Regions from separate parts of the Mus musculus genome. Here regions 2 and 3 are each linked to region 1. Evidence: chromatin loops called from intact Hi-C (ENCODE). Cell type or tissue: heart. All regions are shown on one strand.

What was found. Peaks named below come from ENCODE experiments on the same cell type or tissue, not always from the same donor. Only the 100,000 strongest peaks of a DNase experiment are listed, where the experiment ranks them.
Region 2: a loop joins it to region 1, with 21 times the contacts of the local background. A loop is called at or near these places in 4 of 42 quality-filtered maps.
Region 3: a loop joins it to region 1, with 6 times the contacts of the local background. A loop is called at or near these places in 23 of 42 quality-filtered maps.

What each region holds. Positions count from the first base shown.
Region 1 is chr7:43,670,378-43,674,377 of GRCm38, forward strand. Ctu1 (cytosolic thiouridylase subunit 1) reads left to right here and starts at 1,654. Exons shown (of 3, transcript NM_145582.1): 1 at 1,654-1,698. It also overlaps a transcript of Siglece not described here. In heart, no CTCF peak of the experiment used is centred here; a DNase peak (open chromatin) is centred at 1,534; H3K4me3 peaks cover 2,132 bases; H3K27ac peaks cover 1,784 bases.
Region 2 is chr7:43,441,933-43,445,932 of GRCm38, forward strand. Cldnd2 (claudin domain containing 2) reads left to right here. Exons shown (of 5, transcript NM_028849.1): 3 at 234-374; 4 at 919-1,038; 5 at 1,285-1,388. The coding sequence ends at 1,358. It overlaps Etfb (electron transferring flavoprotein, beta polypeptide), which reads left to right and starts at 2,140. Exons shown (of 6, transcript NM_026695.3): 1 at 2,140-2,272. The coding sequence starts at 2,216. In heart, no CTCF peak of the experiment used is centred here; DNase peaks (open chromatin) are centred at 970, 1,629 and 2,129; H3K4me3 peaks cover 2,731 bases; H3K27ac peaks cover 3,030 bases.
Region 3 is chr7:43,577,218-43,581,217 of GRCm38, forward strand. Zfp719 (zinc finger protein 719) reads left to right here and starts at 2,369. Exons shown (of 4, transcript NM_172482.1): 1 at 2,369-2,549. In heart, no CTCF peak of the experiment used is centred here; DNase peaks (open chromatin) are centred at 2,404 and 2,824; H3K4me3 peaks cover 1,931 bases; H3K27ac peaks cover 1,752 bases.

The sequences.
Region 1 (4,000 bases):
GCAAAATTAAGAAGGTTGAGAACCACGGAGCTGAACCCAGGCTGGTAGCTCAGGGCCGTAATTCCAGCTACTTGGAGGACCGAGGCAAAGGATTATAAGTTTGAGGACTGCACTGGCCACATGGCGAGACCCTGTTTAAATTTAAAAAGCATAGAAGTGGTGCATTCTGGGGCTATAGCTCAGTATTAGAGTGCTTACCTAATACCAATACTGAGGAGTTGGGGCATGGCTCACTATTAAAACCTCTGCCTAGAGTTTCTCCAATGAGGTGCTGGGAATATACCTAGCTTAGTAATAGAGCATCCACTTAGAATCCCCTAATGAGAGGCTAGGGTGTGGCACAGTGTTAAAACCCCTGCCTAGAATTTCCCAGTAAGTTCCTGGGTAGTAAGTGGCTCAATAATCGAGTCCCTACCTAGAATCCCCTAGTGAGGGGCTGGAGTGTGGTTCGTCGGTAGAAAGCTGTCTGAAACTGGAGAATGATCCACAGTAGGAATGCTTTTCATTTCAAGTGCATAAACAGCAAACTGCAGAAAGATAATGGGGCACCAGGTCAGACATGAAACAAACATCCAGTAGAAACAGACTGGGGAAGCTGGGAACCACACACAGTCTGCAGGAGGCTGAAGAAGAGGATCCCAGGAAGACAGACTCCCAACTAACCATTCCCACCACAGATGTCCTATGGGATGAGAAGTAGCAGAGGTCTCTGGGAATGGGTCCCATCCTATCTGTGTTCAAGGATACACTATTTTTCTTCTAAGAACTTACTCTCCTGTTCTTAAGGAAGTAGCGTTTCCACTTTATTTGGCTGTTCTCTTTCACTTTCTCACAGGACCAGGAAGCCGGCTGGTGACTGAGGAAGCGGTCTTGGAGAACGCTTTAAGACAAAATGCTTGGGTCTAAAGTCGGGCTGGGACGCCAGGTTCCCGGTGACCTTAAACAGTACAAGACGACAATTTACTGATGTGTATTACAATAGCTTACATAGCTGTGTGTCATCTGGACTCCTTCCACCTTTGTGAGAAAGGAAGGAAGGAAGGAAGGAAGGAAGGAAGGAAGGAAGGAAGGAAGGAAGGAAGGAAGACAGAAAGGGGCAAGATTGCATACACCTTTTATCTTAGCACTCTGGAGGCAGATGCAGGTGGGTCTCTGAGTTCAAGGCCAGCCTGGTCTATATGGCTAGTTCCTCCAGGACAGCCTAGGCTACATGGTAAGATCCTGGGGAGAGAATCAAAGAAAGAGAGAGCAAGGGAGAGAGACACAGAGAAGAGGGAGGGGGAAACAGTAACAGAGACTGAGAAGCAAGCAAGTAGCAGAAGTATATGATAGTCCACAAAACTAGGAAATTATACTGCAGCCATTCTGATTTCAACCACTTCTGATTTCAACTTCCCTTCTGGTGACCTCGCGTTGCCGGACAACATCAGGATTCTGGGCTCGGTTCCCAGGCCCTGGTGTGCGCCCTACAGAGTCGGCCCGTGGGGAGGCATTTGGCAGAAGGAAAGCTGTACTCTCAAGTGTTTCTGGGAATTGGAGTCCAAGCTGCTGTAGAGTTACAGGCCCGCGTCTGGAGCTGTTGCATTCTGGAAGTCGTAGGCAAAGCAGTTCAAGGCCTTATGGGAATTGTAGTCCCAGGGCATTTTTCCGCTCCAGGCTTCCGCGTGGCAGGCAGAGTACTCAGCTCGTTCCACTCAGGTTAGTGTTCCTCTTCCTCCGGTTCCTACGGGCTTGGGGCCATGGTGCCACGGGAGAGCTGAAGGTCTTTCTAGAGATTTGGCACTCGCTTTTATGATTGTCAACTCGCGTTCTGGCCAGGATCTCCTAGTCTGGTCTCTTGCCAGGCCGCTTTGTTCATTTGGTGGTAACAGATCATCTGCCTTCTCTTGCCCCTGTTAAATATGTTCTGGTGACGCCTCTTCTGCCCTTTAGGAGAGTTGGCCACCCGGAGGCACCCCTGAAATTTGTTTTGTAGATCAGGCTAGCCTGGAACTTGCAGAAATTCAACTGCCACTTCCTCTTGAGTGTTGGGATTAAAGGCGTGCACCACCACGCCTGTTATTACCTCGGGGGTTTGCCGCCAGTCTGTACACAATTCTTTCCCCCATCATCCCAGATACTTACTTAATTAGCATAAGCCCTGTTCGCTCCGTCAGCTAAAGACTACTGATATATCTATCAACCAGGTTCCCTCCATGATCTCAGGGCTACTACTGATGTGGTATCCCCCTTTTCTGTTTCTGCGTGTGTCTGTAAGCTACTCCTTACAATAGCAACCCCCTCACAGGATTAGATGACTGAGAACAGAGAGTGTATTTACACGCCATTCTGCATAAATGCGGGGGTAGAAGGTGGTGGGCACTCTCAGGAGACAGATAAGCCAGGCAGAAGGGACAGATTTGGGGAGCACTTGAAAGGTGCCCTGCAAGGATCCTAAGTGGGTCGTTAGGAGGTCAAGCCTGGAGGCACCTCTGAGCCTGATGATTCTAGGGCTTGCTGGGCAGGGCGTGAGGAGAAGTGAGGAGAGACTGGTGTGAACCTAATCCGGGCGAGAGGAAGGGGAGAAACAAAGGCTGAGGAGGATAGTTCAAGGGGCAGTGCTCAGCCAGGAGAGTTAGGGGAGTCTTGAGGGCTGCTTGCTGGGTTCAGTGATCAGAAAGAACTCTTTGGGCCAGAGGAAAGGAGTGTTCCTGGGATACTTGAGAGCATTCTGGAAAGGAGCCACGGGGCCTCCCAAGCATCATTCACGGACCTGTCAAAAAGGTAACTGGGCTGGATCTGCAGGTTGTTATATGCAAATTGTCGTGAAGGAGGGGAGGCCAAGGCAGAGACCAGTGACCCAGACAAGCAGGCTGTGCCAGTGTTCTGAGTTGTGCAGGATAATCAAACAATGAGGGTCACCTTAGAATGTAATCGGGCTCCAAGGCAGCAAGGAGGTCCAGCCTCAATGAACTGAACGTCAGGCTCTTTCTTTTTATTTAGCGTTTACTTTAGGTTGTGTCTCCTTTAGGACAGGTACTTCTGGGCAGCAGAAAAACTTTTAAAATAAAATAAGAATTAGGTTGCATAGTTAAATAATATGTGAAGATTTAGGTGGAGGTAGTCTTTTTTTTTCTTCACAAAAGTTGTTTTTTTTGGGGGGGGGGGTTAAAAAGTTTCTCAAACCAAAACTCCTCATCAAAGGAAACATCACACCCCTGAAACTTTGGTCCCTCTTGTGGACTGTTTGCTGTACTCAATAATGCAAGACATCGCATATGTATCAGGACTGTCTTGTACCAAGTCATGCCAAGGCCCTAAAGCTCCTTCAGAAAACAACTTCATAGACAATAGAAAATGATCTACGTCTTCTGCGATGACGTCTTCAAGGTCAAAGTACTTCTAGAGAACAATTCATTTTGATGTCTATTCTTGGTACACTGAAAGACAACCATTTCATTCTAAAGTTTACCCTAGATACAGCGATTTACTAGAATTCTTTTTTTTTTTTTTTTTTTGGTTTTTCGAGGCAGGGTTTCTCTGTATAGCCCTGGCTGTCCTGGAGCTCACTTTGTAGACCAGGCTGGCCTTGAGCTCAGAAATCCGCCTGCCTCTGCCTCCCAAGTGCTGGGATTAAAGGCGTGCGTTACCACTCCTGACGAGTTACTAGAATTCTACTGCAGCCCTGGCCATGGAGTAGGTGGGAAGTGTCTGGCATCTGAGGCCACAGAAGGATTGGCTGTATCCTTTTAGGGGATCTGAGCATGAGTTCTGAGGATGGACTAGGGACCTTTGGAGAACAAGTCAAGACTGGACTTTGAATTTTGAGCCCCACACAGGATGAGTGACCAGAGTGGTCCTAGACCTCAGGGCTTCTAGTCTGAGCATCTGGAAGGACAGACCTGAGCTCCACTGCAGGACACCATTCGGTGAAAGGAATCAGGGAGGTCGGAGTTGAGATGCAGTGCTCAGTGGTACCGGTCCTGACCTCATGGAAGTTCCTGACAGTAAACAAATATTT
Region 2 (4,000 bases), 230 kb before region 1:
TCTCCCCAGGCCTGCCTTGCTGTCCTCTCCCTACCAAGTCCTCCGTTCCCATAGGAACACCTGTTTCCAAAATGCAGTCAGATGAGCTCTAGATACTCATGGTGTGTGTGTGTGTGTGTGTGTGTGTGTGTGTGTGTGTGTGTGTGTGTGTAGGGGTGAGGATGGCCAGAAGAGCCCAGGGATGTTCTTTCATGGCACCAAGGCGTCTAGCTGATGCTACCCTGTCTCTCCAGACACCGTGGCAGTGTCCGCAGCGTGCATGGTGTTGGCAGCAACCTTCAGTATTGTAGCTTTGGGGATCGGGATAAGGATTCAGTGTCGAGAGGCAGAGTCACGACGTAGCCAGAATACCATTGTCTTACTTTTCCTCAGCGGTGAGAAGGCAGTCACCCCTATGTAGGAGGGGTGGTGGTGGTGCTGGTGGTGGTGGCAATTCTGAAGGAGTTGGGCCGAGAGAGTTTGACTGCCATGGTTAGAAATGGGAGGGGCCAGGGGGCAGCTGACAGTGGGGATGTTTCTGACTCTTTTCTTCTGCTCTTGGGACTCTTCGCCTCCTGTTGCGTTCTCTTGCCCATCCTCCGTGGGCTTTTGCCTTGTCTCCTTGTATCTCTTTTTGTCCTGTTTGACTGTCCTCTCTTGGAGACCTACTCTACTCTGAAGAGGAGGAAGTGTGGGAGGGGAGATGAGGGAAGCTGGGAGACGTTGAGGGAGAGGAAACTGTGGTCGGGATAGATTGTATAAAGGAAGAATCTATTTTTAATAAAAAAAGAAAAGAGGAGGAGCAAGAAGCCCACGAAGGTGAAGCCAAAGGGAAGCTGGGCGTGGTTTGATAAGTCAGAGACAAGGGCAGTTCTGAGGGGTGGGCTTGGGTGCAGCTTCTACCTGGCCACGCTCACCTGACGGGTGGGCGTGGCCCAGGGTTGCTGCTGCTGATTGCCTTGGCCGTATACACTTCAAAGAATGCCTGGAAGCCAGAAGTCTTCTTCTCCTGGTCCTACTTTTTCGGATGGTTGGCTTTACCCTTCTTGTTTATTGCGGGTAACCAGCACGAGGGGAAGAGGGTGGAGACTACCCCTCTAGAGGACTCCCCTCCCCAGAAACTTCCCAGTCACCTATTCTTCCTAGCAAAGTCCACAATAACTTCCAGTGACTTCCCCGCCCCTGCACTCCAAGACACCCGATGGAAACGCCCTTGGAACCCCCATCCCTAGCTCCCAGGCAGGCCAGATCATCCGCCCCATAGCCCACCTTCCTTCCCCGGGCTCTGTACTCCCTTCCTGCCAGGCTTCTGCTTTCTGCTTGCCGACATGATCTTGCAGAGCACCGAAGCCATCAGCGGATTCCCGGTATGCCTATGAATGCGGCCTGCCTGGGGCAGAATAAAGGAATGGCTTTTAGCCTCGCCCCTGCGTGCTTTTCTGCGGAACGTAGAGACAGAAGCTTGGAGACTACAGAGACACGGATAAAGTGGCTTGTAGAGAGTTAAGGAGGTCAGAAGGAATGTGGGAGGGTAGGAACGGAGACTTGAACCCTGTAACGAGGTGTGTACCCTGGGGATTTGCAGATGCGGAAGCAGGGAGAGGGTGTAGGGACAAGCTGACACCGGGTAGTCCTAGCGGATGTAGGCGTAGAAGAAGGGGCGGGGACGAGCGCACCCGGGGAATGCACGGGGAGAGAATATGGGACTCGGGAGAGTCATAAAGCACGCAGTCGCGGGAGGAGGTGGGGATGAGCGGACACGGGAAAATCACAAGGAAGTAAAGTGTAGACGCAAGGATAAGGAGGGAATCTGCAGAAAGAATGCGGCGGCAAGCAAGTGAAGGAAGGCCTTGGGGGCGTAGGAAAAAAGGCACAGGGTGCGCGTGGGAACACAGACATGGGGGCTTGGAGTGCTGAGAAAGGAGGGATCTAGAAGTGAATTGCAGATCTGGGGACAACAGGAGTTACGAGGAGAGCATTAGGATAAATAAGCCCTCAGCAAACTTCACTCCTAGGAATGCCCTTTCCCCTACTTCTGTGCAACGCCCCCTCCACCCAGCGGTCCGCCGTGGACCCCGCCTCTCCCTGAATTCCGCTTCCTATTGGCTTTTTCTGAGTTGTGCGACGGTTGATTGGTCGGTGTTGCGGCGCGCAGGCGCAGAGACAGATACGGGGCGGAGTGTGTGACTATCTGGATTAGGAGCAACCTGACCCGGCCAGTGACTGCTGCAGGAAGATGGCGGAGCTGCGCGCGCTCGTGGCTGTCAAGAGGGTCATCGACTTCGCTGTGAAGGTGACTTTCCCCACCCCGACTAGGTCCCAGCACCCTGAGACCGCAGCTATGAACGTCCAAGAGCAGGAGCGTGCCCCACATAAGAGAACCTTTCAAAAGTCAATTTCTATTGCCCTTTGACCCGACGTCAGTCATACTTGGAGCAAAAATCAAGGGCTGTGAGATTTTGACAATCAGATCCTTCTGAGGTGACGACCCTTTTCCCCTCTCTCTCAGTCCCTTGATAACTGTGGGCTGGAGGAGTCATGGTCCCTATTTAACACGTGGAGAAACTGAGGCACAAAACTGGCACTTAGCAAGAGAGAATCAGAATAGAGAATTCTATGTGGGGCCTGCGGTTTCATCACTCATTACCTTGCAGGCTGCACTGTCTGCTCTAAATGTACAGCCACATGGAGAGCCATCTGGTTCCATGGGACTCAGAAAGCGCCTCACCCATATAGCCATGGGATGCTTGTCGACAGTTTTTTATTTAGGAAGGGAAGGAGACCTGTGCTTGCTGGAGAAGCAAGTTCAAAGGAGCCAGCTTAACTAAGACTTTGGAGTGTCCGTGAGCAGTCTGAGGGCAGCACCCCTGAGGCCCTGGGTTCTCCTCAGAGAGAAGCTGCTGTAGCCAGCATTGAATCAGACTGGGTTCCCAGGCCAGTCTCTCAATGCTTAGCCTAATCTGTACTGAAAAAAAGATGGTGGCAATTCATGTTTGTCTGTCCCCATTGTCCTGTGATCCCCCTTTGTGTCCTTCAAATTTCCTAGCATAAGGAAGATGCACCCAAGAGACCCTCTGAGATAGGTAAAAACGGGCTATATCATTTAATACCACCATCTACGTACCGCAGTTGAGGAATGAGACAAGAAGGATTCAGGAGACAGACTCAGACTTAATGTCCATGACCCAGACAGCACACATGGAAGTCGGCACAAAGCACCAGCAGATATAATTCCTGTACAGAGATTGATCCCTTTGTACAGCTTCTGTACTCTCAATCGAACAGGGTGGTTGAGGAAACCCAGGCCCGTGGAGGCCCTGTTACTTGCCAGATGCCTGCCCCCTGCCCCCAAGCTGGGTAAGCAGCAAGAATCAGGAGTCTGGGCAAGTCTGACTCTCTGCCTGTTTGCTAGAGAGAAAACGGGTTGGCTTGAGGTGGCTTCTAACAGCCTGTGACAGAGATGGTGCTTCCAGGTTTATTGAGATACATGTGGGTTTGTGGGCAACTCAACCACCATTAATTTGTTTGTTTATTTATTTATTTATTTGGGTGTGTGTGTGTTGATGGGAATTAAGCCCATGACCTTCCAAGTGCTAGGCCAGACCAGCACCACTGAGCTATAGCTCCAGTCTTTTTCCATTTTATTTTTAAAATTATTATTATTATTGACAAGGTATTTTTATTATAATTTAAATTTCTAAAATGATTTATTATTTATTTTTATTTTATGTGCATGGATGTTTTGCTTGCATGCATGCATGCGTGAAGGTGTCCAATACCCTGGGGCTAGTGTTTACAGACAGTTGTGAGCTACGATGTCCATAGCATAGGTCCCCTGGAAGTGCTCTTACCCACTGAGCCATCTCTCCAGTCTCCTCTAATTAGGCCTATGTGTGTGGATATGCACATAGAAGAAGTATAGGTGCCCCTGCAAGCTGGAGTAGAGCATTAGCAAACCCTGAAGCCAGTTATAGGTAATCGTGAGCTGCCTGATGGGTGTGTCAGGAACTGAACCTGGGTC
Region 3 (4,000 bases), 93 kb before region 1:
TACAGTCAATTTTTTTTAAAGCGTTTAACCTCCTTAGCTAACTTCTTACCTGCTCAGAATGGCCGTCATCAATGGACAGCAAATCTGAGGATGTGAAGAAAAGGGAGACTTTGATGACTCTTTGAGGGAATGTAGTTTGTTACAATGAAATCAGTCTGGGGTTTTGTTCTTGTGTTTAGTTTGTTTGACTTGTTTTGGTTTTGAGACAATAGACCTCACTATGCAACATTAGTGGTAGTTTCTGAAATTGAAACTACTCAATCATGTAGCTAACCTCTTCTGGATATATACCTGAAAATCTCTTTCATACCACAGAGATACTGACACATCCATGTTTACCACTACTCTTCACAATAGCAAAGAAATGGAATACGCCCAGATGTCCATCAATATAGATGGATGTATAATGAAACTATAGTATAAATGCAGTGGGATTTTATGAGTCATAAAATGAAATTTACAAGGAACTTGATTCAACTGGAAAATATGAGATGAGGTAATTCATGAAGACAATGACAACAAGTTCTCTTTCATATACAGGTACTAACTTCTGATTATATATATTTATATACGTGTGAATGTATGTGTGTATGTATGTACACACACACACACACACACACACACACACACACACACAATTGTCTCTATCAGCTCATCATTTCCATGAGTCAAGTGCTTCATCTTCCTGGTGAACTAGCAGTGGCTCAGGACACAAGATAGATGAGCATTGTTTATTGACTAAAGAGGGAAAACTATTGAAAGAAATTCCGGGCTGGGCATGGTGGCGCATGCATTTAATCCCAGCACTTCGAAGGCAGAGGCAGGGGGATTTCTGAGTTCGAGGCCAGCCTGGTCTACAAAGTGAGTTCCAGGACAGCCAAGGCTACATACCCTGTCTCGAAACAAAACAAAACAAAACAAAACAAAACAAAACAAAACAAAACAAAAAGAAATTCCGGAAGAACACGTTGGTGCCTAACTTATCATAATTTTGCTCTGTGGTGATGGATGGCTGAGTCCACTCTTTTGGGACTCCTGAGGTGTATCTTTGATGATGAAACTGTTTCCTAAATCATTATTCCTGTAGTCTGTTCTCAGTGGGAAGCTCTAGACTATGTGTGAACTGGGCATGATTGCACATTGTTGTAATCCTAGAACTTCCCTGGTATAGACAAGATCAGAGTAACTTCAAGGCCAGCCTGGTCTACATAGTTCCAGACCAGTGGTTCTCAACCTTTCTAATATTTTTCATTGCTACTTCATAACTGTAATTTTGCTACTGTTATGAATCATGATGTAAATATTTTTGGAGATAGAGGTTTGTCAAAGGGGTCATAACCCACAGGTTGAGAACCACTGTTCTAGACTGTCCAGGGCTAGAATGTGTTTAATATGGAGATAACTCACACAATTTTATACTTTATTCTTATAATGTACATTAGGTCTACTAATTTATTCACTACAGTGCTAGGTGTTTTTCCCATTTGACTAGTGTCCCTGTTTATCATTATTTCCACTGCCCACCTAGTTCTACATTATTTCTATTATGCGATTTAGAAGACATTTTACTTCTAAGTAAGAACAGGTTTCTATCCTCTGGGAACCGTGAGATGCCTCAGTATGACGTAAATGATGGCTTATCTCAGTTTCTCACCGTTGGTGTTCCATATGACTTACCTCCTGTTTCCTAATAACCCCACATAGTTTTCAATTTTTGAAAAATTAGAAAAGGCCAGTGTGGTGATACACATCTTTAATCCCAGCACTCGGGAAACAGAGGCCATGAGATGTCTGAGAGTCCAAGGCCAGAATGACCTTCATGTCCGGTTCCAAGCCAGTCAGACCAATATAGTGAGGTCATCTCAAAAATAAGAACTTCTTTCAATTCTGGTGAAAATCAAGAGAAAGTTGAAGAAAAAGAGAAACAGATTAAAAGCACTTGTTGCTCTTGCAGCTGTCCTGGATGCTATAAACTCAACATGCAGGCAAAAATACATAAAGTAAATCTAATAAAATACAGGGGAAAAAAAGGTACATTTAGGAAGATGTAATGTTACAGTGTCTTAGAATTATATACACATACAAGACGTTAATAAATCCCCTAAGCATGTGAGACAGCCTTGGACTTTCACCTATCACATTCTTGTCGGCTGTATGGAACCGTTGCGCTTTGATGCTTGCCTCTGTGTCACGGGAGTGTGGGTTCAGCCATGGCACTTTCTAGGAAGAAGTTAAAAAAAAAAAAAAAAAAATCAGAAACCACCAGATGAGCCATAATAAGTACTGGCAAGACAGACTTCCGCCAGTGGTGGTGCGCATGCGCGCCACCCAGGGCTACGTGGTAGTGAACTGAGGGAACCCTTATTCAAATCGGAAGTGGCCTAGAGTGATCACATCCGCTCAGATCTTAAAGTAGTTCGCCTCTCCTGTCGTTGCCAGGGTAGCGTGGGTGTTTGGAATCCGAACCCATGGAATTGTGGGTGTCTGTGGGCGGAAGTCTCGCAGTCCTGGCGTGCCGTGTGCAGAGCTTCTCTAAGGTGTAATGTGAGGTGAGTGGATGTGGAGCAGAGGACGCTGTGCTGCTGAGCGCCGGTTTGTGCTGAGTGATGGTTGAATCGGCCCCAGGGGGGGATGAGGTGGATAAAGTGGGGGTCGTTCGGTTCTCTTTCATTCTGTTCCTGCGGGTTTTCCGCGTCTGTATTTTGTCACTTCCCAGTATGCTGTCCTGTGGGATTTCCCACCGTCGTCCGTGAAAATTACCATGTGAGGGCATTCGGGGCAGGACTCAGTGAGTGGGCGCTGCAGCATCCGGGAGCTTCAGGGCGAGGACCTTGAGATGGCTTGTGATCCGCTCAGTCTGTGATTGGCTTAGGAGTCAGGCGATGGAGCTTGAGGCCAGTGTAGGGTGCTTTGTGAGGGCGACCGCGTCGCTTTCTGGGCTGTTTGAGTAGCTGGTAACTGGAGCCCTGGCTCCTGGTCAAACACTGGCCTTCGAGAGGAGATAAACTCCAAAGAGTAAGAGAAAACGGGGAAATGAATTTATTTACGTTTGGTCCAAACTGGAGACCCAGTGCCCTCCATCTCTGTCAGCCTAAGCAGTATTAGCAATAGAAGGCACTGCCTAGAAGCCAGGAGATGTGTTTAGGTATATTTAATGTGGTCACAGTTATCTAAGCGGGGACATAGCCTTGGGGCTGCCCTTAGGTGTTCTGGATATTTCCTTTCCCCCGTATGCAACTGAAGACAGAAGAAAGATTTAAGAAAAAACTAGTCATTTCAGTTACAATTGAAAGTTTACATAAATACTGCAGTCCTTTGCTGATGTGAGGTCTGATCGGAGGTTTGACTTGTGCCTGGGATCTGTGAATTTGGCAAGGATTGGTAATTGGCAGTTACGCAGAAAGGTGCTGCTGTAAAAAGATTGTAAGGCAGAAGCCTGGGTTCCTGCATCCAAACAGGCAAGGGCCAGCCTCATCCAGTCTGCCTACTGAAGAGACCAGTGAGGAGGAAAGGCAGGAGAGTGGAGATGTGGGTCAGCAGTGTTGGGTTCCCAGCACCCACACCACATGGTGCCTTGGAACTGCCTGGTGGGACGATTCCAGGGGATCCGTGTTCCCTTCTGGCCTCCCAGCTAATGGTGCACAGACAAAGACAGACAAAACACCCACACACGTTTCATTTTTAAATGTTTGAATAGTAAGAATAAATCTTTAAAAAAAAATTTTTTTTTCCGTTAATGTTGGGCGAGCTGCCTTCTCCAATTATTCCCCACCTCCTAAAGAAATGTTAAGGAAAAAAAGAAAAGCAGAGGTTGAGACTCCATACAGTGGTAACGTTGAGCAGGCGGAGAGGTAAAGTGACCTAGTGGCCCCATGTCTGTCTCTAGTGCACAGATTTGAGGTTAAGTTTAGAAATCAAGCTTTATGTATTAAAGTAGTGCTGCAGGTTGTGGTGGCACATGACTGTCCTGTAATCTTAGCACTCTGCACTCGGAGGCTGG